Regions from separate parts of the Homo sapiens genome. Here region 1 is linked to region 2. A link is a contact called in ENCODE Hi-C or POLR2A ChIA-PET data. All regions are on one chromosome and are shown on one strand. The core of a region is the stretch at or near the end of the contact, and the rest is flanking DNA. Distances in the headings are between cores, read along the strand shown.

Region 1 (3,412 bases), core at 664-3,163, 120 kb before region 2:
CTGTCTTTCCACTATACACAGAGCTCCAGAAAGAGGAAATTTGAGACAAGACCAGGGTCAGTGTGCAGGGAGAAGAGTTAAGGTTCATGGGGCCTGGGGACATTTGGAACCAAAGATGGGGCTGAGGGTCCCGGAGGAGTAATGAGAGTAGAGTGAGAAGACCCAGACATGAGGGCCAGCCACATGGGCAGAGGTAGGACCTGCCTGGACAGGATTCCTGGTTCCTTTCTCAGCATCCCCAGCCCTACTCCTGCCGTTTTACCAGGACTAGGAGCTCCCTAGGTATGCTGCTGGGGTGGGGGATTTGGGCTGTGCTTTAGGTTTTCAGAGGGTGGGAGCAGAGTGGGTCTCCTCATGGAAGAGGGGGACTGGAAGAAGGGCTGGGGGGTGGGGTACGTTTCACAGAGTCGAGTTGGGCTCAGCCTGTCACAGCTGGAAAGGTCTTACCAATCACAAGAGGGGCTCGCGGCCCAGAGAGGAAGGGAAATGTTTGTAAGGCTACATGGGAGACAACTGGCAGAGCTGGAGAACCCAGGGGTCTACCTGTGCAGCTCAGAGCTCTTTCCTCAAGATGTCAGCGCCACTGGGCAATGGTGATGGAGGCTGGAGGGGCAGCAGTGATGGGAGTAGGGAGGGTGGACAGCCTGTCTGGGGACACAGGGTGGGGCAAGCCAGCCTCCTCGTGGCCTGGGCCTGCCAGGGTGTGTGGGCTGCCTGCTCCCAGCCCCCCACCCTGAGCATGCAAGAAGAACAATCCCCTTGTGTTTGGGCAGCCTGAGCCTGCATGCTGATGAAGGCTAGGGGGTGGGGGCTGGGATGGGGGTGCCCTGGAGGTTGAGGGGGCTCCAGGACCTGGGAAGACCAGGGGATTTTTTCAGATGGGGAAAGAATAGGGTCCCAGGTACTGGTCCTGAGGCAATGAGGGTGACCCAGGGAACAGGGAGGGCAGGAGCTCAGCTCCTAGGGAGTTCATGGATTGTAAGAGCCTTTGTGGCGGAAGGCAAGCCCCTGGGGACACATGTCCTGCTGGTTCAGCACGAACATGAGCATCCTGGGCTTGGTGGGGAGAAAGGAATGCAACTGGCCCTGGGTGCATCATCACCTTGGAGACCACTCCCCTGGGTGCTGGGGCCGGGTGGGGCACTGGGTGCCACAGGTCTCAAGATGGCGGGCCAGGGATAGGGGAGAGAGGAGGCGGGCACCTCCCTCTCCTGGCCAGGCAGGCATGAGGGCCAGGCTGAAGTGAGTAGCAGAGCCTCCCACCCCCACCCCCCAGGACCCCAGCCAAGAAGCTAGGTCAGAGCTGAAGGGCTGAAGAGCTATGGGGCAAGAGGGACCACTCTGAGCCCCCAGCTGTCATCTCCATACACCCCTGGCCTGGAGGTCTGTATCTGGCTCCCCCAACGACTGCGGAGGATGGGAAGGAGTGTGTGCCCAGCCAGGAGCTACAGGGGAGTGGCAAGTGAGGGCAGAGATGGAGCAGAACCAGAACCCAGGGCAGGAGTCAGAGAGAGGAGCAGGCGCAAAGGACAGAAACAGCGAGTGGGATGGGGGCCTCAAATCTGGGATCTAAGGTCCAGGAAGCCCCTCCCTGGTGCCAAGGGCGCCTCTGGCAGACCAGCGCCTCCCACCTGTGCAGGCCTCAGCGGTGTGGGACAGAGAACGTGTTCCTCGCAGTCTCACAAACCTGCGACCCCAACCGAGGGATCTGGGCGCGGGCTCCCTGCCCCCGGGCGAACCCCCAAACTTCGCGGCCCGCCGTGCCCCGCCCGGCCCGCGCCCTACCTCGCTGGGGCTGTCCTGCGGCGGCGGCGGCGGCGGCACGGCGGCTGGGCCGCTCAGTCCCACATTGTCCCCGGGAGAGGCGGCCGCTCACAACTGCGAGTGACATCAGCTGCGAACAATGAGGGGTTTGACAGGCGCGGAGCCCGGCCGGCCCGGAGCCCGGCTCCGCGCCCCCCCCCCACCCCCCGGCCCGCCCGGCCCGGCCCCTCCCCGCCCCCTCCCCGGATCCGATTACAGAGCGGCGGGCCCGCCCCAGCCGCCCCAGTGCCGCAGCCGCCCGCCCCGCCCCGCGCGCCGCGGTGCGCCCCGAGCGGCGGCCGCTTCCTGGAGGGCTCGGGCGACCCTTCCCCTGCCACTCCCAGAGCCCCACGGGTTGGGGGTAGGGGCGTCCGGCCTGAAGCCCGGTCCCCAGCCACGGCCTTCCCCGCACCGCCCGCGCTGCGCCCGGCTCCAAGCCCCTCCGCTCCCGCCAGGCCAGTCCTTCCGGCCCGGGCCGCCCGCCCGGCGCCTCTGCCGAGCCCCCTGCACCCCCATCCCCGCCTTGGCCCCGCCAGCCCCGGCTCCGCCTCGCTCCCGGCCCGCGTCCCTCCGAGCTCCGGCTGGGACCCTGCGCCCCGCCTAGCTCCCGGCTCTGCTCGCTGCGCGCCATCCTCCGCTCGGGCTTGCGCCCACCAAGACCCGCTCTCCTCGGCCACCCACAGCTGCATGGCCCGGCCCTCGTCCGCGCAGGACAGGCTGGAGGAGGGGCCTGAGAGCCGTGTGGCCCTGTGCACCCGATCCTGTGATAACCCCAAATCTACCCCCGGAATTCCTTTTGGGGATAGGGTCGCAAGGAACGGGCTCCGTTGAGTCTTTTACTGGGGAAGGGATACTAGTGGGGGTGATGAACTGTTCTCAAGTCCGCTGGGCACCCCCCGCCCTCGGGGAAGCAACTATTCCTTCCCCCCCACTCCTCCATAATCGGCTCAGCCTGGTCCCACTGACCTCCACCTCCCCCCACAGCTGAGTCTCTTGGCACCTGGGTATGTGTGGGTGGGGAGGGGAATCCAATCTCCCTTCCTCTCCATCTGGCCTGGTGGACAAAGGGCAGGGGGACCATCTGGTCCCGCCGGGGTGGGGGAGGGGCCCACAGTGTTGGTCCCAGGGGTGGGGGAGGGGCGGCGCTCTTTAGAAGCAGGAGCCGGTGGGGTCTAATTGCATCACTTTATTTCACCGACCTCCACTCTGGCTCCCACCCCACAAGCCTCAGAGCAGGAAACAAGCTTGGCTGAGATGCCTCAGGCCTGGTAACCTGAGGTGTAGAGCACCCAGAAGGAAGGGTAAAAGCAGGGGGCAAAGCGGTGGCCCTCCCTTTCTGGGGGTCACTTCTGGGCTGGGGCCAGCTGAAACCTGTGTCCAAGTAGCTTTCAGGGCTGGCCACACCCTAAGCCTTGCAAAAGGGCCTCCTGCAAGGGCTGGCCCATGGGGTCCCCACCTTCCCAGCCAGTGAGGTTAGCATGGTTAGGAGTCCACATGTGTGCAAGTGCTTGTGTGGAGGCTCATGTATGCATGTGTGTATATGCAAAGCTGCACATGACAATGTGCATGCCAGTCCAGAGTTAGATGTACCTATGCAGTTGCCCTCAAG
Region 2 (3,266 bases), core at 403-2,902:
TGTGGTGGTGCCTCATTCAGGAAAGCACCAAGAGGTCACGGGGTCAGCTGTGATGAAGTAGGCTGTGGCTTGCTTAATCTCAGAGCGGTGCAGGCCAGTTTGGGGCTCCTGTCATAACACAGGCCCCTTTCTTGTGGCCTGTGTTTGGCCTTTCCTTGGAGGGCCCAGGTCCCCGAGGAGCAAGAGCAAATCATGTGGAGTCCCCTCCCTTCCTCTTCTCAGAGCAAGCCTAGATTCAGCCCGAATGAGATGTCCCTGCATGGGCCTCTCTCCCTGCTCCCAGCCTCTGCTCTCCACCACCTGCTCCCTCCCGCCATCTCCCAGCCCTCCCCCAGCCCTCCCCCATCTCCAAGCCAGCTCAGAGCCTCAGAAGAAATCTCGTATGACCGACCATGAACATTCCCAGGCCCCAGAGATAACCACGGCTACTGTCGAGCCCATCTGGCAGGCAGGGGCCTTCAATCTGCAGCCTCTTTGGAAGGGGGTGCTTTCTGCCACAACCACAGACGGGATAAAAGATAGAAAACCAGAGTTTTTTGCCTGACCCCCATGGGAGCTGCCACCCAGTCCCCCTGCAAACACGAGCTTGCCCGTTTTTGAGTGCTGTTCGCAGGCTGCATGTCACGAAGGAGGCAGGGCACTGGCCCTGACCTGCGACTTGGGGAAGACACAGGCTCCCCTGTCCCGCCACATTTGCAAAGCCAGAGGAGCCTTTGGGAAAAATGCCAAAAATAGTAACAGGGCTGGGGAATCACCAGGGGCCCAGGCAGACAGACATTTCCCCCAGTCCCTCTGCCACCAAGTGTGTCCCTGGCACAGAACAGACAGTGTCTTGAGTCCCCTGTCCCCCAGAAGTAGCCTCTTAACAGAAGGAAAACAAGCCTCTTGTTTCCAAACCCCCACAAAGAAGTTCAGGTTGTCCTGAACATGACTCTGGCCAAAAGGGCAATCCATGAAGGTCCACAACAAGGAGGGTGGCTACATCCACTCTGGACCAAGCAGGTGAGCTGGCTAGATGTGCTGATGCAGAGAGGGGGCCCATTTTTGCAGAAACAACCCACCACCACCCTTATGGCCCTGTCTGCGAGTGGAAGCAGTGTTAGGAGGGCTGCACACGCCCTCCTGGGATCATGGGAAGACGCACTGGGTGACTTTCACTCTATACCCTCCCAACAAATTCTGTCTGGGTGCACGTGGGAGGACCGATCCCCATGGAAAACTGTATAACTATAAAATTGGGGGTCTATTTCCATAAGCAACAGCAGGTCCTCCCAGGAAAGAGGGATACAGAGAGCCCCTGAGAGTAGTGAGGCAGCTTGGCCCACATCAGGGCCAGGCACTGCCAACTTCCCCACCAGTGTGGAACCAGATGCCTCACCTGAGCAGCCCGTCAAATAGGAACTTCCAGGACTACCATGGGGGTGGGGGTGGGGGAGCAGGTTTAAGGTATCTCAAAGCAAATAGGCCATTCTCTATCCCCAAAGCAAACAGGCAAAAATCCTTGGCCTTGTTGAGTTAGGACAGCAAAACGCAATGACTTGAACACTTAACAAAATCGAATGCCAAAGAGACCCAAACAAGCAGGGCTGGTGGGCTTGCTCCCTGCCTGCTCCCCACCGCATGCATTTTCAAGTCCTGGAGCCCAGCAGCCTCCATGAGTCACAGGAACTGGAACGTGACATCACAGCATTGCTGTGGCCAGCCTGAAACACTGGGTGCCATAAAAAAACAGTTGGAGCAGGAATTTCATGGCTCGGTATTTTTAAAAAGCAGCAAGACGTGAAACTGGAGTCAAAAATAACTTTGCTGTGGGCTTCTGAGGCAAAACCACCAAGCCGCGTGTTGGGCCTATGCCGGGCCCCCTCACAGCAGCCTCCCCAGCTCCTGGGTCATTGTCCACACCCCAGAGATCCACCCCCTTGCCCTAAGGAAGGCCCAGGGCCTCTGCAACTTCCAGACACCACTGAAACCTGTTACTCCTGAGGGCAGCTGAGCACTGTGCAGCAGCCCTCTGGCCTCTTGAGGGTCCATGAAGGAAGCCACAGAGCCAGCGTGGAGGTGAGCTCATGTAGCAGTGGCTATTTGTGGAAACAGCCTCTCTCCCTGCTCACTGGAGAAGTTTTCCGGCATCTGTGAAAAAGACCCCTAGATCACCTGGCATCACCCCCAAGAGCACAAGGGGAAACAGTACCAGGGTCAGGCCCAGGGCCTCTGCTTGCACACCTACTGAGCGCCCATCCCTGGGCAGGCAGGCCTAGCAGCCTCGGGGTCCGGCCTAGAGTCCTCCAGGGGTGCTCAGAATGGAGGAGCCTGGCCTGGGGGGCAGGCAGATGAAAAGGCCCCAGGGGAAGTCCTGGCCCCATGTGAAGAGGCTGACCTCTGCTGCCCACCCCATGGGACAGACAGACAGAGGGGCAGCGCTTAAAATCTCCCCTTGGTGGAAAGCCAAAAAGAGGCAGAGATGGGTCTGAGCAGCTGCAGTTTCTGACTCCTTGTCTGGGTTTTTCTCTGGAAGCCTTGGGCCTCTGGGGTCAAGCCAACTTTCTCAGAAGACTTGAGGTAGGCCCAGCAGGTGAGTGACCCCAGGGCAGCCACAGGACAGGCGTGTGCTCTCTCCAGAGGGGATAGGGGAGGGGTGGGTCTCAGGACAGGATCAGAGCAGGGCCCTTGGACCCTGAGGGAGAGGCGTGCGATCTCTCAGTGGGGCGGGGAGCTCGCAGCATGTGACGCCCACGCTCCTGACCTCAGGCCTAGCAGCTCCTGAGAATTCCCATAGGGGGCTCAAGGAACAAAAAGCCCTCCAAAGAAAATCTTCAGTTCCATTGTTAGGAAATACATGTTCCCTAAAAAGCATTACAATATCTACATTCAAAGAACAGAAGTATCACATACATCTTCAAAGAGCTTCCATCTTGGGCCCTGTTGCCTAGGTCCAGGTGGAAGGGTCTGATCTAATGGGCCCCATGACCCATGCCTGATTTTCAAGTGTCTATGTGCACCCCAGTGCCTCTGTCACCTCCTGTGCCCTCCTCCTTCCCGGGGTTGGGGAATGACTTCTTTCTCCCCTCTCTTATCCTCCTGCCTAGCCAGACACTAGAGTCTCACTGGCAACTCAAAAGCATTTCTGGGACTTGAGTCCAGCGGTATGGGGACTGTGGAATGTCCACTCCTGTCATTCCTGTGCCACAAGCCTGCCCCAGTGCTTTCCCATATTGCTCCCAGGAGAACATCGACTCACTGCTGTGCTTCACAGAACAGCTGGCACC

The links. Hi-C counts contacts between places; a loop is a spot of excess contacts on that map. ChIA-PET counts read pairs that join two places held with the same protein, here RNA polymerase II (POLR2A).
Region 1: a loop to region 2 is called in a map of endothelial cell of hepatic sinusoid, with 3 times the contacts of the local background. The contact joins the promoter of PCBP4 here to the enhancer-like site in region 2. A Hi-C loop is called at or near these places in 1 of 168 maps with a recorded cell type or tissue (endothelial cell of hepatic sinusoid). POLR2A ChIA-PET finds 5 or more read pairs at or near these places in 5 of 52 experiments (AG04450, GM12878, OCI-LY7 and 2 more).

What each region holds. Positions count from the first base shown.
Region 1 is chr3:51,965,541-51,968,952 of GRCh38, forward strand. PCBP4 (poly(rC) binding protein 4) reads right to left here and starts at 1,914. Exons shown (of 14, transcript NM_001174100.2): 1 at 1,786-1,914. ABHD14B (abhydrolase domain containing 14B) reads right to left here. Exons shown (of 4, transcript NM_001146314.2): 4 at 2,975-3,412. RefSeq lists enhancers at 193-756, 757-1,318, 2,445-3,008, 3,009-3,412 and silencers at 1,604-1,873, 1,974-2,083, 2,094-2,373, 2,404-2,483.
Region 2 is chr3:52,088,544-52,091,809 of GRCh38, forward strand. All of the region lies in intron 10 of POC1A (POC1 centriolar protein A), which reads right to left. Among named protein-coding and RNA genes, the nearest start is that of LINC00696, 25 kb to the left of the region's middle. Within about 2 kb of position 1,653, at least 15 of the 41 ENCODE cell types and tissues checked have a DNase peak (open chromatin) inside an H3K27ac peak, as active enhancers do.